Linked DNA regions of Homo sapiens: region 1 is linked to region 2. A link is an interaction called in ENCODE POLR2A ChIA-PET data of the cell type or tissue named here. Cell type or tissue: OCI-LY7. All regions are shown on one strand. Links, peaks and the distances in the headings refer to the core of each region. The heading gives the core; the rest is flanking DNA.

Region 1 (10,550 bases), core at 795-8,794, 140 kb after region 2:
TATAATCATATAGTATATAGTTGAAGTATATTGATATCTGCAATTACTTTGAAGTGCATCAAAATTAAGATAAATTGATCAATGAGTAGACAGACAAGTAGATGATGTATACATGATAAAACAGAGTAAAATATTAATGGCAGAATTTAGGTGGTAGGTATATGATTTTCAACCCCTTTAAACTTTCCTGTATTTTAAACGTTTTCAAAATACAATTCTGAAAAAAAAAAAAAAAAAAAAAAAACAGATCTGGCTTTGAATTTTGGCTCTGGCACTTATAGTAAGTAACTAGGAAAATCACATAAACTGTCAAACCTTCAGCTTATCTCTCCATAAAATGGTCATAGAATAGTAGCTACCTCACTGGGTATTCCTCACTCCTTAGCCTTTCTCCAACTGATATTTGGGAGCAAAGGGTTAATTTTGGAATCGAAACTATGTTTCTGATTGGGTTGGCTAGTGGCAGTGTTTTATATTTAATTATGCATCCAGGACTGTGAACACAATGAATTAGAACAGTATATCCCAATCTTCCTTGGTCATAACAATTACTCTACCCCAGACCTACTGACATAGAATTTTTATTGTCAACAAACTCACAGTCTATCAGAGAAGATAAATAGGTAAAGGGAAAATTACAATAAAACATAAAGTTCCAATAAAAGAAGAAATCATGGTCTCCATGGAAGTATATAGTAAAGGCACAGAATCCACCTTGGGGATGGTGGTCAGTGAAGACATCCTAGAGGCAGTGACATCTGAATTGAGCATTAAACAACTAATAAAGTAATCCTGACAAGCATGGACGGTCATGAGTAGAGGGTAGTATGTTTTAGGCCTCAGAGACACAGGGAGGCTAGATGAGAGAGTACGGCTCACTTATTGCTGAAATCAGAACTCAAAGTGCTCCTATTTCTTCCCTAGTGCATTTGATGTGTATGGCCTTTTGATGAAGCACCATCTTCACCTTCTAGGAACCTCCAATCCAAAGGAGCGACTCTCCATTGTAAACTCAGATGATGATTTTATTTTTTATTCAAAAGGGCTTTGCTTTGTTGCATATGCCACTGAATAAGCCAGCGTTAGGTTACTGATTTACAAACTTTAGGTGCTTATATTACCCTGGCAGACCGATTTGTTGCTATCCACATCTGTCCCTTGGCTCATAGGTAATATTTTTGCAAAGGCATTTACCTGTTAAAATGTTTGGAGTGAATTATATGCATTTATTCTAGGAAATTTTTGCAGATTTTTATGGTGGAATTGCTGACCCACTGAGCTGTTGTCAAACCTTGTTGAGGAATGCTGGAGATAGGCCCTTTACATTCCTTCATTCAGTCACGTAAGGTTTACAGAGCTCTTGCTATGTGTCTATACTGTGTGAGTTGCCAAGGTTACAGAATTAAGTAAGATACAATACTTATGTTAAGCCAATATAAGTTCTCAAAGAGCTCACAGTTTGGTGGGAGAAAACAAATAGGCAAGCAGACAAAGACAATAGAGAGTGATAAGATATGTCAGAGTGGGAAGCACAGATGGCAGGAGGACTCCAGGAGACCGTTAAACAGTACTTGATACCCTGAGGAGTTCCTGTGCTGCCCCTCACACATCAAGGTGACACTTGGAAACATGCTCTGTTAAATTTTCACTGAGACAACCACGCACTCTCTTGCTGACCCCAGTGACAAGTGGCATAGATCTGTGAGGTGAGTGGCCAGAGTTCAGGGGTCAGTTGATGGCAGCGGAAGAAAGCAGAGCTAATTGGCCCACATGGGCTTCAAATTGGCAAGCATGGCCTCATTAGCACTGTGGTCCTCCCTTCTGTGTGCTCTGGCTACCAACTTGGCTTCCCAAAGGGACCTTCAGAATCCAGGTATCTTTGGTCAACGTTTTGCTCTCTGGGATCTTATAAGCATGTCCAAGAGTGTTCTTCAACCTTGATTTTCAGAAGGGGAAATCAAGGCACAAAGAAAATCAGATTGAAATGAAATTGCTGACAATTTCATGAGGAGTTTTCCAGCTTCTTTGATGAGTTTACATCTTCATATGGTCTGTGCACCCCTAGGGTGGGTAACAGATTTGCTTCTCCTACCAACACTTGACCTGCTAAGCTGCGGAGGGCTGCTCATCATAAATTGTAAGGTTAGCTCTGAAAATGAGTCTTTCAAACACAGAAGAGGGAAAAGTCTCCCCTTCATCCCTTTCTCTGTTTCATCTTCATGCCTCCTCCAAGTTCAAAACACTCAGTTCCTCCAAAATTTTAAAATTTCTCCCCTGCACTCCCCAGTCCTTAACAAGCTGTTGATGTTCCAGGAAATGTCTTTTCCTATGAAAGACATATCACGGCAGCTAAACAGCTGGAGTCCTCTGACAGCCAATCAGCCAGGCCTTAGGGTATCAGTGTGATGAGCAACTCAGCTAGAAAGTGTCTATTCTCTAGCTGAGCAAATGTCATCTCCACCAGGAAGCTGCAAAAGGATGGTGAGAGACTGCACTGAAGTGTCTGTGAGGCTGAGTTCCAAAGGAAAAAAAATCTATAAATACAAATATGCTGCAATACGGGAGTGTCTGATTCAAGGGTAAATATATGAATGTATCTCTCTATAGACTGTTCAGGAGCACTATTTACACACTCTATACATTATGTGGAATGATTATAAATGGTGTGGCTTAATAGACTTCTTACCTTAATAAATACATAGATTTTCCTTAGGTAGACTCTTGGAAGAAATTCACACCATTGTGCAACTGAACTAAATAAAACCTACTGGCTTTTATACTTGAAGAAAATGGCAGCCCACCACCAGCAGAATAAGACCATTAATTGGAATTGGTTTGCTCTAATCCTTGCATGCACTCATTAAGGTTATCAGCATCCTTCTGAGCAGAGGTTCCCAGGTCAGTTAAAAAAAGAGAAGAAAGTGTTTGTGTGTGTTTAAATAGATAAATGTAGATAAATACCTGGAAAACTAATATTAGATTGCCAGCATTTTATTTTGACACATAAGAACACACATACACACACACACAACTACCAACAACTAATTATCACTGTTATACCATAAAAGTGAATTTAAATACAAGCAGAAAGGCCAGAGTATTAATATAAAAACAACCCTTTCAGTTGAATATATTGAATTATAAGACTAATTTAGTCTCTGTAAAAAAAGATAAATATAAATTAAGAGAAATAGACAAACAGAAAAATTACAAAAATATAATTAAATTTCATCCCCAGCAGGAGTAAACTCCATCACAGACTGACACTAATTCATGAGCTGGCATATGGAAGCCATACTGATTGAGAATTTGGGCTGAACCCAGCTATAGGAAATGGGGTAGGAACCATGTGGCATGAGAACATGCCAGGAGGAAAACCACAAGTTCATAAAGAGGACAGCATATAGCTGGTAATATTCCTATCACAGGGTCAAGAGAACAATGGGAATCCAGCATGATAGTTAACATAATAAAATAATTTAGATTGGTGGTAAATGGCAGAACATAAGGTCAAGAAGATTCAACTAATAGCAAGAGAAGAGTCAGATCTATACAGAAAGCTTAAATATCTAATGCTGTATAGTAAATGGTCAGCTGGATTAGTGTCAAATTATTTTAGCAGAAATTTGGGAGAAGTATATAATTTTGGAAGACTGAACATTATTGACTCTGTCTTCCAAGATAGGAGAGGAGTAGCTTCATTTTGTAAAACACTAACAGTTTTTCTGATCAAATAGATTTTCACATGGTTCCTAGCTTCCACACTCTTCCTAGCTTCCCTTGCCATGCAAGGGTACTTGTACATATTTCCTTCTGGCTGATTTCTTAAGCTCTTTACAATTCTAACCTCTCTTCCTCTTTACATTTTTTTTCACCATCTCTCGCTGTTCTTTGTTTCTTGGCAACGTGTACACAGAGTTCTCAACTGAAAATTCAGTAAACATATATTCTGCATCCACTATTTGCAAGACACTATGTTAGGCCCTGCAGATGATCCAAAGAGGAGTGTGTCTTAATTTCTGCCCCTAGGGAACTTATGGTTGAGTAGAAGGTGAGGATAAAATAATTACCCTAATATCTACTAAAAGCTAGACCATAACAGTTTCCCAACAGAGAAATATGAGGGATAAGAGATTGTATCTAGCTAGATGACTAGGAAAGTTTCAGAAAGAAGAGAATGTTTGATATGGACCTTGAAGGTGTCTAGGATTTTGATAGGTAGAGATGGGGTTGAGAGAAGAGCAGGAGCAGAGACTTGGAATGATTCTTGGCCATTGGCCATGCCTAGGGAGCAGAGCCAACTGTAAGTGCTATGATGAAGATTAAAAAAAAATGATAGTGATTAAAAGGCTCTTGATTTGAAATCAACAAATTATAATAATTTGTTTAACATAAGTATTTTGAATTGTGTTAAGGGGAGTGAGTTAATGAATAAATTAATTTGAAAAACCACATAGAGTTAATTGAGTTCACATCTGTTAGCTGCGCAATCTTGCACAGGTTACTTAGCATATATGTGCCACAGTTCCCTTACCTGTGAAAAACAGGATAATGGCTTTAAAACAGTGCCTGGCATATAGTAAGCAAATAATAAATTGTTGCTATTATTACTTGAAAATCAGAGTCTGGCAATGAGTTGAGTTTCAGTTTCTCTCTAGCGGTCTTTCTGCACTTAGAGAGGTCCTATGTGCTAATTTTCAGACTGACCATTGTAATCTGTTCCTTGGATCTCAGCATAAAGCCATGATCTGAAAGTCCTGTACCTGGCAGAGCTTAGAGTTGAAAGATTACCAGGAAGAAGGAACAAATATGTGCATTCCAAATCACACATGTAGCTGGAAAAGAGGTTAGAAGCTTACCTGAAACACTGAAAGTCACTTTGCTTGAAGTAGACAATTTTCCAGATTAGTCACAAGATGCTCAGTGCTTCTGCCACTTTTGCAAGCACAGGTGTGAGGCAGTTAGGCGTGGATGTGCGATTTCCTTGTTTTTCAGCTAATACAAAGAAAGCCTGATTGCTTGAGCTGGTGCCTAACAATAGGCAGCAGCTGTGGGTTCACTCAACAATTGCTGGGAAGGAACATTTTTTCCCCTGGGGTTATATTTAAATCAGGGAGCTTGCTTTCTGGGAGAGGAGCTGAAAGAAATTGCTGCTGCAGGTAGGTGGTCCTGCTTAAGAAGCCCAGGCATATCAAACTCACCTAAAATATCAACTACATTATTGGGGTGGTTATATTTAGAGTACAAAGGGGTTCCTTAAATCTGAAGGTGCTTCCCTAGTTCTTTTATGCTTTGTTAACATATCATAGAGCATTGATTGAGAGGACTAAAAACTAAAGTGTTTGCAATTAGCGATCATTGAAGATCCATTAGGAAAATACATCAGTCTCTGGAGTCAGTGAAAAAATAGAATTCACTTTATTCATAATTGTTCTTGTTTGCCTCCTGTATTGAGTTTCTACAATGCTCCAGACATTGTAATAGGCACTGGAGATACAAGGATTCTCCTCTTTTCATTTGGGAGGAAGTGGTGGGTCAAATAATAGAGATATGTATAAGGTAGGGTATAGGCATAAAGTGGGGTTATGGGGGATTGTGTTTTCTTCACCTCTGTGGTCTCATGTCTCTCTCAGTGCCTGCTTGGCAAATAGTAAAAGGTCATAAAAGGTTTTTGAATTTACAACAGTAAAAGGGAAATTTTACATAACTCTACTGGAGTCCAAAGAGTGTATAAGATCCAGCCACTCAGGTAAGTCATAACAGCCATAGAGTCTTTTCTGTATCACTGCGTCAGGTCTCTGCTCTCTCTTTGATGAATGAGATGATTGTTTCGATGTTGCCCCCACCCCCCTCATCCTCTTTCTAGCATGTGCACACACACTTCTTTTCTGGTTATTTCTCTACCCTGCGGGGGTTGTGCTTAGCTGAGGTTTAAGAGGCGTCTCTTATGCTTTAAGAGTCTGGATGCCCTGAACAGGTGAGGCAGCTCTAGGACCCTTATATCCCTCTTTTACTTAGTCCCAGGAGTAATCACTATCTTTCTAAAGAAAGGCAAAACATCAGGAAACAAGCTACATACAGTTGCCAGTAGTCTGTTCAGAAGTTGCTGAAGATGGGATATATGAGCCAGGAGTGAGGTCTAGGAGAAGAAATGACAAAAGAGAAGCTGCAAATGCCATAAGCGGGGGCAATACTATTTAGATATCCATCTTCTTGGCCAGTTGAGCCAAAACATTTATTATTTGTCTTGGTAATATCCAATGTCCTCCTTTTAGGTATTTGAAACTATATATCATTAACTATAGTAATTCCACAGTGCAGTAGTACACTAAAACTTATTCCCCCTATCTAGCTGTAGTTTTGTCTTTTAACAAATCTCTCTCCTCCACCCTTCCCAGACTCTAGTATCCTCTGTTTTACTTCTTACTTCTGTGAGACCAACCTTTTTTTTAGCTTCCACTTATGAGTAAGAGCACATGGTGATTAACTTTCTGTTCCTGGTTTATTTCACTCAACATAATGTCCTTCAGTTCCATCCGTGGTGCTGTGAATGACAGGATTTCATTCTTTTTATGGCTGAATAGTATTCAATTGTGTATATATACCACATTTTCTCTATCCATTTATCTATTGTTCAACACCTAGGTTGATTCTATGTCTTGGCTATTGTGGACAGTGCTGCAATAAACATTTTTGTAGCTATGGTAAATTGGCTTGCCTTCTTGATTTCTTTTTCAGCTAGTTTGTTGTTTGTGTATATAAATGCTACTGATTTTTGTATGTTGATTTTGTATTCTGCAGCTTTTCTGAATTCATTTATCAGTTCTAAGAGATTTTTGTTAGAGTCTTTTGGTTTTTCTATGTATAAGATCATGTCATCCACAAACAGGGACAATTTGACTTCTTTCTTTCCAATTTGGATGCCTTAGATGCCCTTTATTTATTTCTCTTGCCTAATTTCTCGACCAGGACTTCTAGTACTATGTCGAATAGGAGTGGAGCAAGTGGGCATCCTTGTCTTGTTCCAGTTCTTAGAGGAAAAGCTTTTAGCTATTCTCCATTCAGTAGGATGTTAGCTTGGGTTTGTCATATATGGCCTTTATTGTGTTGAAGTGCTTTTCCTTCGATACCTAATTTATTGTGAGTTTTTATCATGAAGGGATGCTGAACTTTATCAAATGCTTTTTCTGCTTCTTTTGAGATGATCATATGGTTTTTATTCTTTATTCTGTTGATGCAATGTATCATGTTTTTTGCTTTGCATATGCTGAAACATCCTTGCATTTCTGGGATAAATCCCACTTTATCGTGCTGTATTATCTTTCTGATGTGTTGTTGGATTCAGTATGCTAGCATGTTGTTGAGGATTTTTGCATCTATGATCAGGAATACTGGCCTGTAGTTATTTTTTACGTTTTGTCCTTGCCTGGTTTTGGTATCGGGATTATGCTGGCTTTGCAAAATGACTTAGGAAGAATTTTCTCCACTTTAGTTTTTTGGAATAATTTGAGAAGAATTGGTATTAATTTTTCCTTAAAGACTTGGTAGAATTCAGCAGTGAAGACATCCAGTCCTGAACTTTTCTTTGTTGGGAGATTTTTTACTAATGATTCAATCTTGTTACTTGTTATAGGTCTGTTCATATGTCCTACATCTTCTTTGTTCCATTTTGTTAGGTTGTATGTGTCCAGAAATGTGTCCATTTCATTTAGGTTTTCAAATCTAGTGATGTATAGTTGATTATAATAGTTTCTAATGATCCTTTGTATTTCTGTGGGATCCACTGTGACATCTCCGTGCTTCTGATTTTGTTTGGGACTTCTATGACTTTTACTTGGTCTAGCTAATGGTTTGTTAATTTTATATTTTAAGAAAAACAACTTTTTGTTTTATTGATCTTTTAAAACTTTTTTTAGTATCAATTCCATTTATTTCTGCTCTGTGATTTATTATTTCTTTCTTTCTACTAATTTGGGGTTGGTTTGGTTTGTCCTTCCTTTTCTAATTACTTGAGATATATCATTAAGTTATTATTTTTATTTTTATTTTTATTTTTATTTTTATTGAGACGGAGTCTCACTCTGTTGCCCAGGCTGGAGTGCAGTGGTGCGATCTCGGCTCACTGCAAGCTCCGCCTCCCAGGTTCATGCCATTCTCCTGCCTCGGCCTCCCGAGTAGCTGGGACTACAGGCGCCCACCACCACGCCTGGCTAATTTTTTGAATTTTTAGTAGAGACGGGGTTTTACCGTGTTAGCCAGGATGGTATCGATATCCTGACCTCGTGATCTGCCCATCTCGGCCTCCCAAAGTGCTGGGTTACAGGCGTGAGCCACCGTGCCCGGCCATCATTAAGTTATTTATTTGAAATCTTTCATGTTTTCTTTTTTTATGTAAGGATCTGTCAAGTATTCACTTTTTTATTAGTTCCCTAAAACTTATTCATCCTGTAAGTTTGCCTCTCAGTACTGCTCTTGCTGTGCCCTATAGATTTTGGTGTGTTTTGTTTCTATTTTCATTTGTTTCAAGGAATTTTTAAATTTCATTTTTAATTCCTTCCTTCACCCATTGGTCATTCTGGAGCATGTTGTTTAATATCCATGCATTTGTATAGTTTAAAATGTTCCTCTTGTTATTGATTTCTAGTTTCATTCCATTTTGACCAGGTAAGATACTTGATAGGATTTCCACTTTTAATTTTTTTTTTTGTTGAGACTTGTTTTGTGTTCTAACACATGATCAATCCTGGAGAATATTCCATGTGTAATCCATGCTAGTGACATTTTGAGTGTCTCAGGGCCTAGACAGTGAAGAGTTTGTGGTTGTGGTGCTGTGGCTTTGCTGGGGGTAGACTTGCAAGGCATTTCTCAGGTTGGGGGAGAGTGTGTGCCATGGTGAGTCAACCAACTTGGGGCTTGGGTTGGTTCTATGAGGGCTGTTACACTCTGGCTGGGAGCACGCTCACGCAGTTGCTTGGCTGGCCTGGGGGTTTGCCTGCCAGGAAACGGGGCTATTTCTCAGGCCTGGGATGTGGTTGTATGGCTTCTCACCTGGCCTGGGTATGTGTCTGCTGGGGTGGCTCATGGGGCTGTTTCTCAGGCCTGGCATGCAGGTGCACAGCTGCTCAGCTGACCTGGGGTGTGTCTGCCAGGGACAGCCCACAGGGATATTTCTCAGACCCAGGATACAGTCCCATGGCTTCTCAGCTGGCATGGGTAAATGTCTGCTAGGGGTGGCCGTAGGGCTGCTTCTTAGGTCCGGGATGCGAGTACAAGGCTGCTCGGCTGGCCTGGAGGCTTGCCCACCAGGGTGGCCCGCGGGGCTGTTTCTCAGTCCCAAGGCATGGGCACTCTGCTGATTGGACGGGGGTATATCTGCTAGTGGTGGCCCTGGAGCTTTTCTCAGGCCCTGATTAGGGTCTGCATGGCTATTGGTCAGGCCAGGGGCTTGTCTGTAAGGGGTGGGTCTGTTTCTCAGGCCTTGGGAGTGGGTCTATAGCTACTCCACCTTCTGGGAGTGCGTCAGCTGTTCAGAGGCTTGAGGGCCTTTCCTGCATGAGGGAGGGAATGCAGCAGTTTGGCTGGCTCAAGGGTGGGTTTGCACTGGGTGGGAATGCCAGACTGTTCCTCTGGCTGGAAGTGTCTATGGTGGGAGTTGGTTTCCCTGTTGTGCAGGAGCAAGGTCATAGCTGATCCTGGGTCCAAGCTCTGCACAGCTGGGGTTGTAGTGTTCAGCTACCAGTGTGGGCTTAGTGGAATGAAGATGGAGCCCTAGTGTTGGGGAGGTACAGTAGACTTTAGCAGCGGGTCTAGTCTCAAGTTCACAGGGGGTAGGTGTGAAAAATCTGTGGGATTTTCCTGTAGTAAGGACTATAGGTTTTTGTGAGGCAATGGAGGCTGGTGGGGTTCTTCTGCTTGCCTTTGCCCCATGATGGGAAGTCCCTTCTGGCTCCAGGCAGATCTGATCCAGGTGAGGAAGAAGGGGCTGTAGAGGCTGGGTGCTTCCATGCTGCTCTTCTGGATTTCTAGTCAACAAAGGTGCATCTGCACTGCAGCACTCTTCTTTTGACACTCCAGTTAAATATTATTTGTTTTTTCATTGCCTTGGTCCTTTCTTGTGGGGGGTGAGGGACAAGCACCTGGTGTCTCTAGTGGATCATCTTGCTGATTTCTCTCTCCAGCACACAAACTTATTCACATGGGGAAGAACCACAGAGTGATAACCCCAACACCCCAATGGGGCACAGAAGATTATATATCATCTTGAGGTTAAAGAAACAATGGGGGCTTAGCTTGTGGCAAAATCGATTATGGGAGTGGGAGAAGAGGAGTCCTGGCTAGCAAGGTGGTCTTGTTATGTAGATGAAACCTCACAGGTAGCAGCCCTCAGAAAGAATAGATGGTAAATATTTCTTTTTTTTTTTTTTATTATACTTTAAGTTTTAGGGTACATGTGCACATTGTGCAGGTTAGTTACATATGTATACATGTGCCATGCTGGTGTGCTGCACCCACTAACTCATCATCTAGCATTAGGTATATCTCCCAAAGCT
Region 2 (10,550 bases), core at 1,033-9,032:
GGTCCATGTGAAGAGGTTTCAACAAGTCATGAGGCCTTGCTGGTATGGCTCAAATTCCTATCGCTAAATATTTTATTGTACCTATGTGTAATGACAGAGCTAGGATTGACAAATAGTTCCTTCTTTGTTATATTAACCACTGCCCACCGACTTCTCCTGGCCAAGTTAGAAATTGCTCTTAAACGAATGTCCAAACTTCTCAGCCTTTTGTGAGACATCTTGTGTGGTTGGACTCCTCTTTAATTCTCTAAACTTCAGTTCCCCTGCACCCACACACAACTTTCTGTTCCAGTTATGCTTATCTTATAAACCTATACCTTAACATGTTATGTTAGCTGATGTAACAAAAATGGGAATTTTCATTTGGAACTAAGGGAGTAAACAGGGATCTACATAAGGGGGTGGTGGTAGTTGAGGAGTGGGAGATCCAGGAGTGAAATAAAGCACTGTTAAAGTCCTCCATCATTATGCATTCCCTATTTTCTAAATAGGGTCACATGGTGATTATCTGAATTTCCCTTTACTTTTCATCAAGCATGATGTTTCCCAAACTTAAAGACTAAAATTGTTTTCTGAACCCCACTGATGTCTTGCTTTCTCATAGAGCAGGGTTCTTTTCCTCTGTTCTTTTAACCCTCTTTGTGGTTAGACCAGATAAGGCCAGGGAGGGTACTCTTCTCCAGAGTGAAGCAGGGTTCTTCAGGGACCAGAGGCAAGCACCAACTCTGTTAGTAGAACCAACAGGGACAAGACCCTCTGGGAAGACCTCCTAGCACTGACAGATGGGAGGTGGAAGATTTGGGCATGCTTCAACAGGTTCAGTCTCTACCTGAAGTTTTATCCAAGGACAGTTATAAACTGCAGAAGTCTGGCTCATTTGTTGGTCCACACTTTAATGAATGCTATCAATCAAAAAGCATGCTGCTTGCTTATAACTGAGTTTATTGTTGTCTTCCTGAAATGATTTCTTTGGCTGTTCAGTCCCCAAACAGAAATTCATATTGGAGACCATATAGAAAACACTGTTGGGTTTTTTTTTTAATTTTTTGTAAGAGGGCAAAATTGGCCCATCTGTTTTTCTCCCTGCTCACTTGTAGACATGGAAATAGTCAGACATACCACTCATCACGGTTTGGGCTTGTTCCAATGCATTATGCTAGCCAGAGAATCTTACCTCACTTATTTCTGAAGATGGTTTCCTTTTACAAGGAAACTGCTTTGGGAAAAGGTCACATTCCGGTAACAGGGGTTTCTCTGATAGACCCAGCTGAGTGAAAGGGTATAGGATATGGAAGTCCAACCCCAACAGCCATGCATACATCTCTGTGTGCTAAAGGGTGAGTTGTCAAAGGCATTTCTCTCCATTTGCATGTGCCTTATCCTGACCTAAAGTATAAAGCAGTTTCCTCATCTATATTAATATCTTGCCCTGGGAACTCCAGAGAGTTCTTGAAAAGATCAAAAGTGATAATAATTGTGACTGTCTTTGCAACCGGAAAAAGCTGTACAAATGTAGGGACTTGGCTAGAAAACCATAGAATCTTAAGATTTGATAAGAGTTTAAAGGTTAGCTAGTCCAATCTTTTGTCCTATGCTTTAAAAAATCTGTTGTTTTATTTACTTAAAGATTTACAATCATAAATAAGCATTAACTTGGGGGCAATTGAGTCATTCAAGGTATTCAGTCATTTATTGAATACCTTGCTATTTTTTCAGAAGCTGTTCTAGTACTATAGATGCAACAGCGAATGAAACAGACAAGGTGTCTGCCCTCATAGAGCTTAAATTCCAATAGAAAGAGACCCATAGTAGGTAAGCAAAATAATAGAGATAATTTCTTATTGGGATACATGGTATGCAGGGAATTTAAGTAGGGTTATATGATAGAACAACCTTAGATTAGGTGATCAGGGAAGATTTCTCTAAGGAAGTGACACTTAAATTTAGTTTTGAATAAGAAGAAGGAGACCTGCTGCAAAGACTAAGGGGAAGAACATTCCAGGGAAAGGAGATAGCTTGTGAAAAGGCCCTGAGGGACAAGGTATGTTTGAGGATGGATGTGACTAGAATGGATTTTGGGAAAAGGAAACTATAGATGTAGCCAGGGATCAGATCATGAAGGGAATTTTAAACATACAAAAAGTATTTATATTTCATTCCAAATGTGATGGGAGGTTTTAAACAAGGGAGTTACATGATCAGTTATGAATTTTAATAAGAATCCTGATATAGTTTGGATATTTGTTCCTGCCTAAATCCCATGTTGAATTGTAATCCCCAATGCTGGAGGTGGGGCCTAGTGGGAGGTGTTTGGGTCATGGGGGCAGATCCCTCATGGCTTGGGACTGTCTTTTCAATGAGGAATTCTCACGAGATCTGTTTGTTGTAAAGTGTGACACCTCCCTCCCCACGCCCCCACTCTCTTTCTCTTGCTCCTGCTCTAGCCATGTGATGTGCCTGCCCCCGTTTCACCTCACACCATGAATAAAAGCTTCCTAAGACCTCCCCAGAAGCAGATGCCAGTGCTATGCTTCCTGTACACCCTACAGAACCATGAGCCCATGAGCCAATTAAATGTCTTTTCTTATAAATTACCCAGTCTTAGGTATTTCTTTATAACAATGCAAGAATGGACTAATACAAATCATCTGGGTGCTGTGTTGATAAAAGAATAAAAAGAACAAGGGTAGAAACTGATAGTGGTTAGAACGCTATGGTAATTGCATATTTGTTCAAAATTATTTGTTTCTCCCTTGCCAAGATATTCTGTAGGCTGAGTATATTGTCTTTCCCCATTAACTTTGTGCTTGACCATGTGACTTAATTTGGCCAATAACATGTGAGAAGTTGTAACCTATATCCTTTCTAAGCAGAGCTTCAAATTCACTTGTAGTGGTTTGGCTCTGCCAACCCTGAGTTTCTGCTCTCCACCATAAGAATAGCATGGTTTTCAGCCTAGGTCCTTAGCAGACATGTGGAGCTAAGTTGTCCCAGGATAGTCCAGCAGAGTTCAGTTGAGCTGCAGCCTTCATGGAGCTTGAGCAAGAAATAAATATTTATTTCTGGGAAACCCAGAGATTCTGGGATTGTTTGAGCCTACCAATAACTGGTAGCAGTGGAAGTGGTGAGAAGTAGTTAGAGTTTATATGTATTTTCAAGACAGAATTAACAAGACACTGATATTTGCAAGCTGTGGGATCAAAGAGAAGTAAAAGAGTCAAGGATGACTTTGGAGCAACTGGGTGAATGGGGCATCCTTTATTGCAACGGGGAAGACCTGGGGAAGAGGAAGTATAGGTGGAACCAGGAATTCATCTTTGGCCATCTGTTTTGTTTTTGGAGATGGAGTTTCATTCTTATTGCCCAGGCTGGAGTGCAGTGGTGCGATCTCAGCTCACTGCAACCTCCGCCTTCTGGTTTCAAGCGATTCTCCTGCCTCAACCTCCCAAGTATCTGAGATTACAGGCATGTGCCACCACACCCGGGTAATTTTTTTTTTTTTGGTATTTTTAGTAGAGACAGGGGTTTCACCATGTTGACCAGGCTGGTCTCGAACTCCTGACCTCATGATCTGCCCATCTTGGCATTCCAAAGTGCTGGGGATTACAGGCATGAGCCACTGCGCCCGGCCCATCTTTGGCCATCTTACGTTTGGGGTGATTATGGGAGATTTGTATATAAATTTGTATATAGATCTACTTGTGCCTCCCAATAGATCTTTATTTTATTTATTGTTTTATTTTACTTTACCTACAAAAAGAATATTTGGTAGCTTACACTGAAAGTACTGGTAAAAGCATTAATATGAGGGGATGCAGAGGGAAAATTGTATTGAGAAATTTTGGCAGAGGAAAACTGCAATTCAGTATAATTAGTTTTGAGCTTCTTAGTAACCAAAATGAAGAAGCAAAATCAGTGAGTTATAAAACTCTCATTTTCTGGGGCAGTGGTTCTCAATTTTGGCAGCAGAGTATAATACTGTAATTTGGCCAAGCACATTGTGAATGGTGACCCCTGGAACTGCAACTCGATGGTCCTGCCCAGTGCCCACTCCTAGAAATTTGAATTTAAATGGTCTGGGAAGGAGCTGGGATGCAAATAAATGTGTTTACTATTAGGTGATTCTAATATGCAGCCAGAATTGAGAATTACTAGTTTTGCAGAAAAAAGTGTACCCATTGACATGGAAAGATAAACTTGTTCCCGAGCTCTAATTAAATTTGTCTCTGGCATTTTTATGTAAGAGGTATTGAGGTATGTAATGGATAATGATACAGACAGCAATTTCACAAGTGATACAGAAGACTTCCTTCTTTGCAGTTTATTATATGTACCTTAAGTGAAAACTGTTGTGATGTTAAAATTATACTTGCATAAAATTAGCCCTCTACAAGACAGAGCGATGGAATCCAGCTATGCAGCTTTCTGGCAATTTGGCTTAGCACAGTATTAAGCTTAGGGAATCATGAAGAAGAAAGGGTTAATGCAATCCTTATGAACACCAATAGTTTCAGCAAGACTTTGTTAAGTTTGGCCAGAAAGTCACTCTGGAAGATTCCTTAGGGGGCTGAGCCTTTTGGCTGGCTCTTTCCCCCTTCACTGAGGCCTCCTTGTGGTTGGACAGGGAGTGTTTTGTGTTCTCCTTCCCTTTTCATTTTTTCACTCTTATGCTTTCCCATGCCAAGCAGGTTTTTCCTTTGGGGGAAGACACTTAGGCAGAGAATGAAATTAAGAAATAATGTAATGATGATGGTGGTAATTCTTTGCACAGCCTAAGAGCAGTTGGCTGCTAATTGTAGAACGGTAATAAGGGGGGCCCTGGGCCATAAGGTTTGCATTTGGAACACCTGTAGTTTTCATTTAACATCATGGATCATTAAACAGCTGCTCAGAATGGCCTTATTAAAACAAATACGGTTGCACTGTTTTATGCACGTGTTATATTGCAGTGAGCAGATCAGATGCAAACAGGATTCTGTAAAAAAAAAAAAAAAAAAGACACCTTAAGCATACTCTAAAGGTACTATCCCACAAAGACGAATGTAGCTGAGTATTTTTCTGCCTTTATGAAACTGAAAATGATTGAACTTGTTGGATTTTGCTTTAAAACTTCTTGCTGTGGCTGAGGGGCATGGAAAGTGTGCAATGAGCATCTTCTATGGGGGAGGCGCTCATTGAAGTCACTGGCATGCTCTAAAACTGGCCTGACAGTTGTGTTTCTCTCACTGAAAAAAAGCAAAGTGTGCTATCCACTGTAATGTGAATATGACCTTCTGGGATGGCGGAGAGCTTTCCAGGGATTTTTCATCACTGGGGATGTGTTTGTTCTATGTTATCCACACTGACACTGATATCCTCTTATAAGTTTTATTACACACTTGTAAGATGACTAATTAAAATTAGATACTGAGTTTGTGCCCAGGGTCAGGCTGCAAGCAAAAGTTGGGGTGTAGAGTTTTTCTTTTTTTTTTTTTTTAGAGACAGGGTCTCACTGTGTTGTCTAGGCTGTAGTACAGTGGCGTGATCATAGTTCACTGTAGCCTTGAGCTCCTGGGTTCAAGCGATTCTCCTGCCTCTGCCTCATGAGTAGCTAAGACTACAGGCATACACCACCACTCTTAGCTAATATTTTTAATTTTTGTAGAGATTGGGTCTTGCTATGTTGTCGAGGCTGGTCTTGAGCTTCTGGGCTCAAAAAATCCTCCCACTTCAGCCTCCCAAAGCTCTGGGAGTATAAGCATGAACCACTGTGCCCAGCCCTAGAGTTTTTCTTGATTTTAAAATAATTGGCCTTTGGTGGAGATAATTTTCTAATTATTTTTCAAAAGATGTTTTGGATGCTTCCAGATGCAAGATGCAGTTTGGATAGGCACATGGTGTTTTTAGGTATATTTTATGAGAATGACAGTGAGAAATGTATGGTGTGTGTGTGTGTGTGTGTGCACATGTGCACACATGAGAGAGACAGCAAGAGAGATATCCATCAACGTTACACTCCAAATATGGATTAATCCTAGAGAAAGTATGATCCATCAACATCAAGCTCCAAATGTGAATTAATCTCTTATATAATGACACAAATTTATGACCATAAGTGACCCTTTACATCTTATAGTAATTCTATGCAGGAATCTTTTAATAGATATTATTTGTGGCCTTAATTTCATTAAAGGGCAAGCACCATACCCCATGTGCCTTCCTGCAGTCCCAAGTGGTCTTCAGACTAGAAAAGAGATCTTGGCAAGGGCGGTTTCTTGGTGGTCTGAATTACAGTTACTGTAAAGAAAATTAGGGGCAACGACATAAATTTTGAGCAGATGAACTTGACTTGCAGTATCCTCCATGTGCTTTCCTGTCTTATCTCCCCTGTAGATACCCCTTCCTTGCTCGGGTGCCTTGCTGCCCCAACCTATTTCCTGGCTCTGGACTCTATTGTCAAGTCAATCATTGGCAAAATTGTTAAAGCTAGCAGTTTGTTCTTGGTGTTCTTTACTCCCGCCGGCAGGCTTCATTCCTTTCTTTCCCTTGATGGGCCAGCCTTTCCTCTTTTTCCCACTCCCTTGCATTCCCAGAGAGGTTCCCAAACCTCTTCAGATTTCTTCCATTCCACCCCTGTCAAATCTTGCTTTTGGAATGATGGGGAACCGCTGCAACATGAGGGGGAAATGACTGATGCAGCTAAGTGCACTGCAGCAGGAAACCTGACTTTTAGCTAATGAGATGAAGTATTACCATCAGACATTGAGTCATATGCTAGTTGGAGGTGAGGTCAGGGGTAGAGGGGGGATGGAAGAGTTTAGTTCCTTCCTGTTATATTCTGAGATCAAATCACAATAAGTGAGTGGTTCTTTTCTGTGTTCTTCTCTTATTGGACTCAGCTTTGAACCTACCAGGCAAGAGCCTAGACCAATGGTAGGCTCTCAATAAATATCTTTGAATGACTGAATGAAGCAATGGGCAGGAGGGTCTTTTGCAGATAACCTCACAGTGGTAGCTCTGTCTATGTTACAAGCTAGACCCTGAACATAAAGAGAAGCACCTCCAAGCAGAGAAATATTATGCTGCCCAGAGCATTGTCCAGGCCTCCAGCTTGTGGTCAGGGTTCACTGAAAGACACTTCTTTGCTGAGCATTATGGCCCTCAAGAAGCATCTGATTTCTGTTCCATCATAGTTGAAGAAGAATGGGCAGAAGCAAGCTTTTCCTTCCATTTAGGAGAAGCAGCAGCTTCTTAAACCCACTTTCAGATTGCCTTAATCCAGCCTTGTTAATAAAGAATCTAATTTACCTGGCCTACTCCATTTTCAACAGACCTACTGGGATTCCAGAAATATTGGAAGGAAAAAATCATGTTCGTTTTAGTTCTGATTTTTATTTGCATGGAGACTAACTACTTTCAGGTTTTGCCTGTTTCTTTCAGGTCTTGAGTCTTTGGCTTCAAGCTAATTTGTATAAACGAAAATTCAAAGTACACACACACACACATATACACACACACGCACACACGTACCCCTACACCTTTCAGGCGAGCCAGGCCCAGGTCCGTGATTCTCCTCCAGGTTTCTAATCTGCAAGGCATGACTTGACTGCAAGGACAAATGTACAAAGACTCAAACCACTGGTGTTCCCTTCCCGGTATGTTTCTCATCACTTCTGCCTTAAAAGTTCTAGGGCATTTGGGAAATGCAAGATTGACCACTGAGAAAACTCCTGCTTCTGGGAGTTACTGATGAACTCCCAGAGAGACATGTAAATAAGGTGTGTTTGCCCATAAGGAGATTCTTTGATCCTTAAAGTATTATAAGCAAGATTGTATTTAGATAATGTTCTACAAGGAAAATTAGTTATTAGCTTATTCATTTTTTTCACTCTTTTACTCACTCCTACCAGACTCTTAATTGAGCACCTATGCTACAAGGGAGAACCTTGCAAACACGAGTTATACCCTCTGGCCTCTGGAAGTCCTCTTCATTCTCTTCTGCCTTGGCAGAAAAGTTTGAAAAGCAGTGCCATCAGATACATGAATTCCCTCTAAACAAGTGTGCTGGCTTCAACTTATTCCTTTAAGGAAATAAATGGCTGGGGGAGAAAAATTCAGATGTAATACCCCATTCTTATTTGGGATAATTAAAATAGAAGACAGTTGCCATTGGTGACAAGCCTGATTTAGCGTATAATTTTTAGAGAACTAAGTTTTATTTCTTTCAGGTGTATGTAATGAATTAACTGTTAAAAGAATATGGGTAGGTAGATGTCTTGGCATATCTGTGATTAATAGGTAATTATTTTATTAAGATATTTTTATAATTATAAAAATAATGTATGCACTATATAGAAAGTATTGAAAATATGAAACAGTTTAAAGAAACGAAGTGTGGCTGGGCACAGTGTCTTATGCCTATAACCCCAGTGCTTTGGGAAGCCGAAGTAGGAAGATCACTTGAGCCCAAGAGTTCAAGACCAGCCTGGGCAACATAGTAAGACCCCATTTGTATAACAATAACAAAAAAAGAAATGAAGTGTATGATTCCAGCCCTCAGAAACAACTGCTTTTAACATAGGTCCACATCCCTTATCTGGTCCTTGGAGCCAATTGTGTTTTGGAATTCAGATTTTTTCAGATTTTAGTAAGGTAATCAAATATGTGTACTGTAGATCTTATCCTCAGTGGAACGTGGGGCAGTGCTTCATAATCAAACACAATAATATTTTTGCAGTAAAACATATAAATGTTCACTCTAAGCCAGATAAATAAAGACCATAAATAACCTCACAATTTTGCATTATCAAATTTTGATACCAAATGAGTTATAAAAATCTTTCCATTTCAGATCCCTTTGTATTTTGGAATTGCATATAAAGGATTGTGGACTTGTATTTTAGCATAACATTTAGACAATTTCTAAGCATTCATGCATGGTTGGGGCATCAGGGCCCTTGAGCAAGGAGTACCTACAGGGGAGAGGAGGCAAAGTACATACAGGATACTGTAAGCCAACTTCATCTGCTCAAAATTTGCATTGATTGCTCCTACTTTTCTTTATTGTGACTGTGATTCAAACCACCAAGAAACTGTCCTTGTGAGGCATAAGAGGAGTTTAATGTACACAGAGATTTGTGTTTTTCATACTGATAGAAGTATATTTAAGGGATTGGGGTCCTGTGCCTTCAAAAGGTGCCTGATAGCAAGGAAATGTGGCTCAAAAGGATTTGCCTGTATACACTCTTGTTGTCAGGCCTTTGATAGCTTTGGCCTCAGTTTTGCCCATAGATGATGACTCTCACATTCGTCCACTTGGATCTGTCATCTCCTGCTGGGGGTGACCCTACATGTGATCCTGCCTCTGCTCCCAATTATCTTTAGCTCAAAGGCCAGATTGTGACAGCCTGCCCATGCTCTCCAAGCAAACAAATCCCATCCTATCTCTGGTTTTGTTTTTGCAAATCTATTTTGGCATTGACATTTCACAGCGACCCTGCCCTGCTCTACTTGGTCAAGTTAAGACAAGCATGACCTGAAAAATGGTTGAGAAAAAAATAGAGGTGAAGGTTAAGTGCATGCAGCGTCCGTTCAAATCGAAGAGATGGCTTGAGAGGCAAGTGTCAGAAATTAAGCAAGTAAACAACAGAACACTGTGAGCCATTGGTTTGTAACATGACAGCTGCCTGTCTGTGCCTCTTACTGTGTCTGTGCTCTAGATTTCAACATTCTACCAGATAATGAACATTTTGCAGAAGCAAATGTCAGAACTCTTCTATGCAAGCAAAGACAGGAAATTTGGTGAAATGATAACTAATGGATGAAAAAGTATTGAAAACCTATAATTACCTGTGATAAGCAATATGTTATGCTTTCTTTTCTCTGTTCTAAATCTGCCACTGCAGTTTTTCTTGTCTAATGCAGTATTTCAGGCAGGCATTGCTTTTCAATTATATATCTCAAGCTGAAGTTCCTGCTGACGGGGAGAACGAAAGCACATTTTGGTTATTATGTTTTTCCTTCCCTTCCTCATAGACTCCAAGTGCCTATATGCTAATAGAAACCCAAATGACAGGAAGTCCAAATGGAAATGTTATTAGAAAGCTATGGGTATGTAGTTAATGAAATATGTATGATTGCAATAATGCAGGACATGTGTAATATTGATGGGAACTCAACTGATCTCAATATTTAATAAAGGCTTAATTTAAAATATGGATATTTGGGGGAGTGGGTTGTTTTATTCTTTTTGCAAACATGGCATATGTTAATTTCTTGCTGAGAATTTGTCTGGTGGATTCAATTTCCTTCTGTAATTTCTCGTTTTGAATATTCCTTTTTTTTTTTGAAAGCACACTTCCATATGCTGATCTAGACTGTTATTCCTGAATGTCCTTGGATGAGAGAAGGACTAATAATATGTTTTGAGGCAGTCTGGAGCAGCTAAATGAACCACTAATGATTCCCTATGGTCTACTATAATTGGCATTTGAACCTACTCTTTGAAAATTTGGGCCAAGAATTAGCCTTAGACACTGTTCTTAAAGAAGCCTGAGGGTGTTGTTGTGGTT

The links. Peaks named below come from ENCODE experiments on the same cell type or tissue, not always from the same donor. Only the 100,000 strongest peaks of a DNase experiment are listed, where the experiment ranks them.
Region 1: POLR2A ChIA-PET joins it to region 2 with 5 read pairs; 2 of 35 experiments call an interaction of 5 or more read pairs at or near these places.

What each region holds. Positions count from the first base shown.
Region 1 is chrX:129,085,757-129,096,306 of GRCh38, reverse strand. All of the region lies in intron 6 of LOC124905213 (a long non-coding RNA gene), which reads left to right. Among named protein-coding and RNA genes, the nearest start is that of SMARCA1, 430 kb to the left of the region's middle. RefSeq lists enhancers at 4,147-5,117, 5,118-6,090, 8,641-9,447, 9,448-10,254. In OCI-LY7, for the core only: no CTCF peak of the experiment used is centred there; a DNase peak (open chromatin) is centred at 5,006; H3K27ac peaks cover 2,459 bases.
Region 2 is chrX:129,230,160-129,240,709 of GRCh38, reverse strand. No RefSeq gene overlaps it. Among named protein-coding and RNA genes, the nearest start is that of SMARCA1, 290 kb to the left of the region's middle. In OCI-LY7, for the core only: no CTCF peak of the experiment used is centred there; no DNase peak of the experiment used is centred there.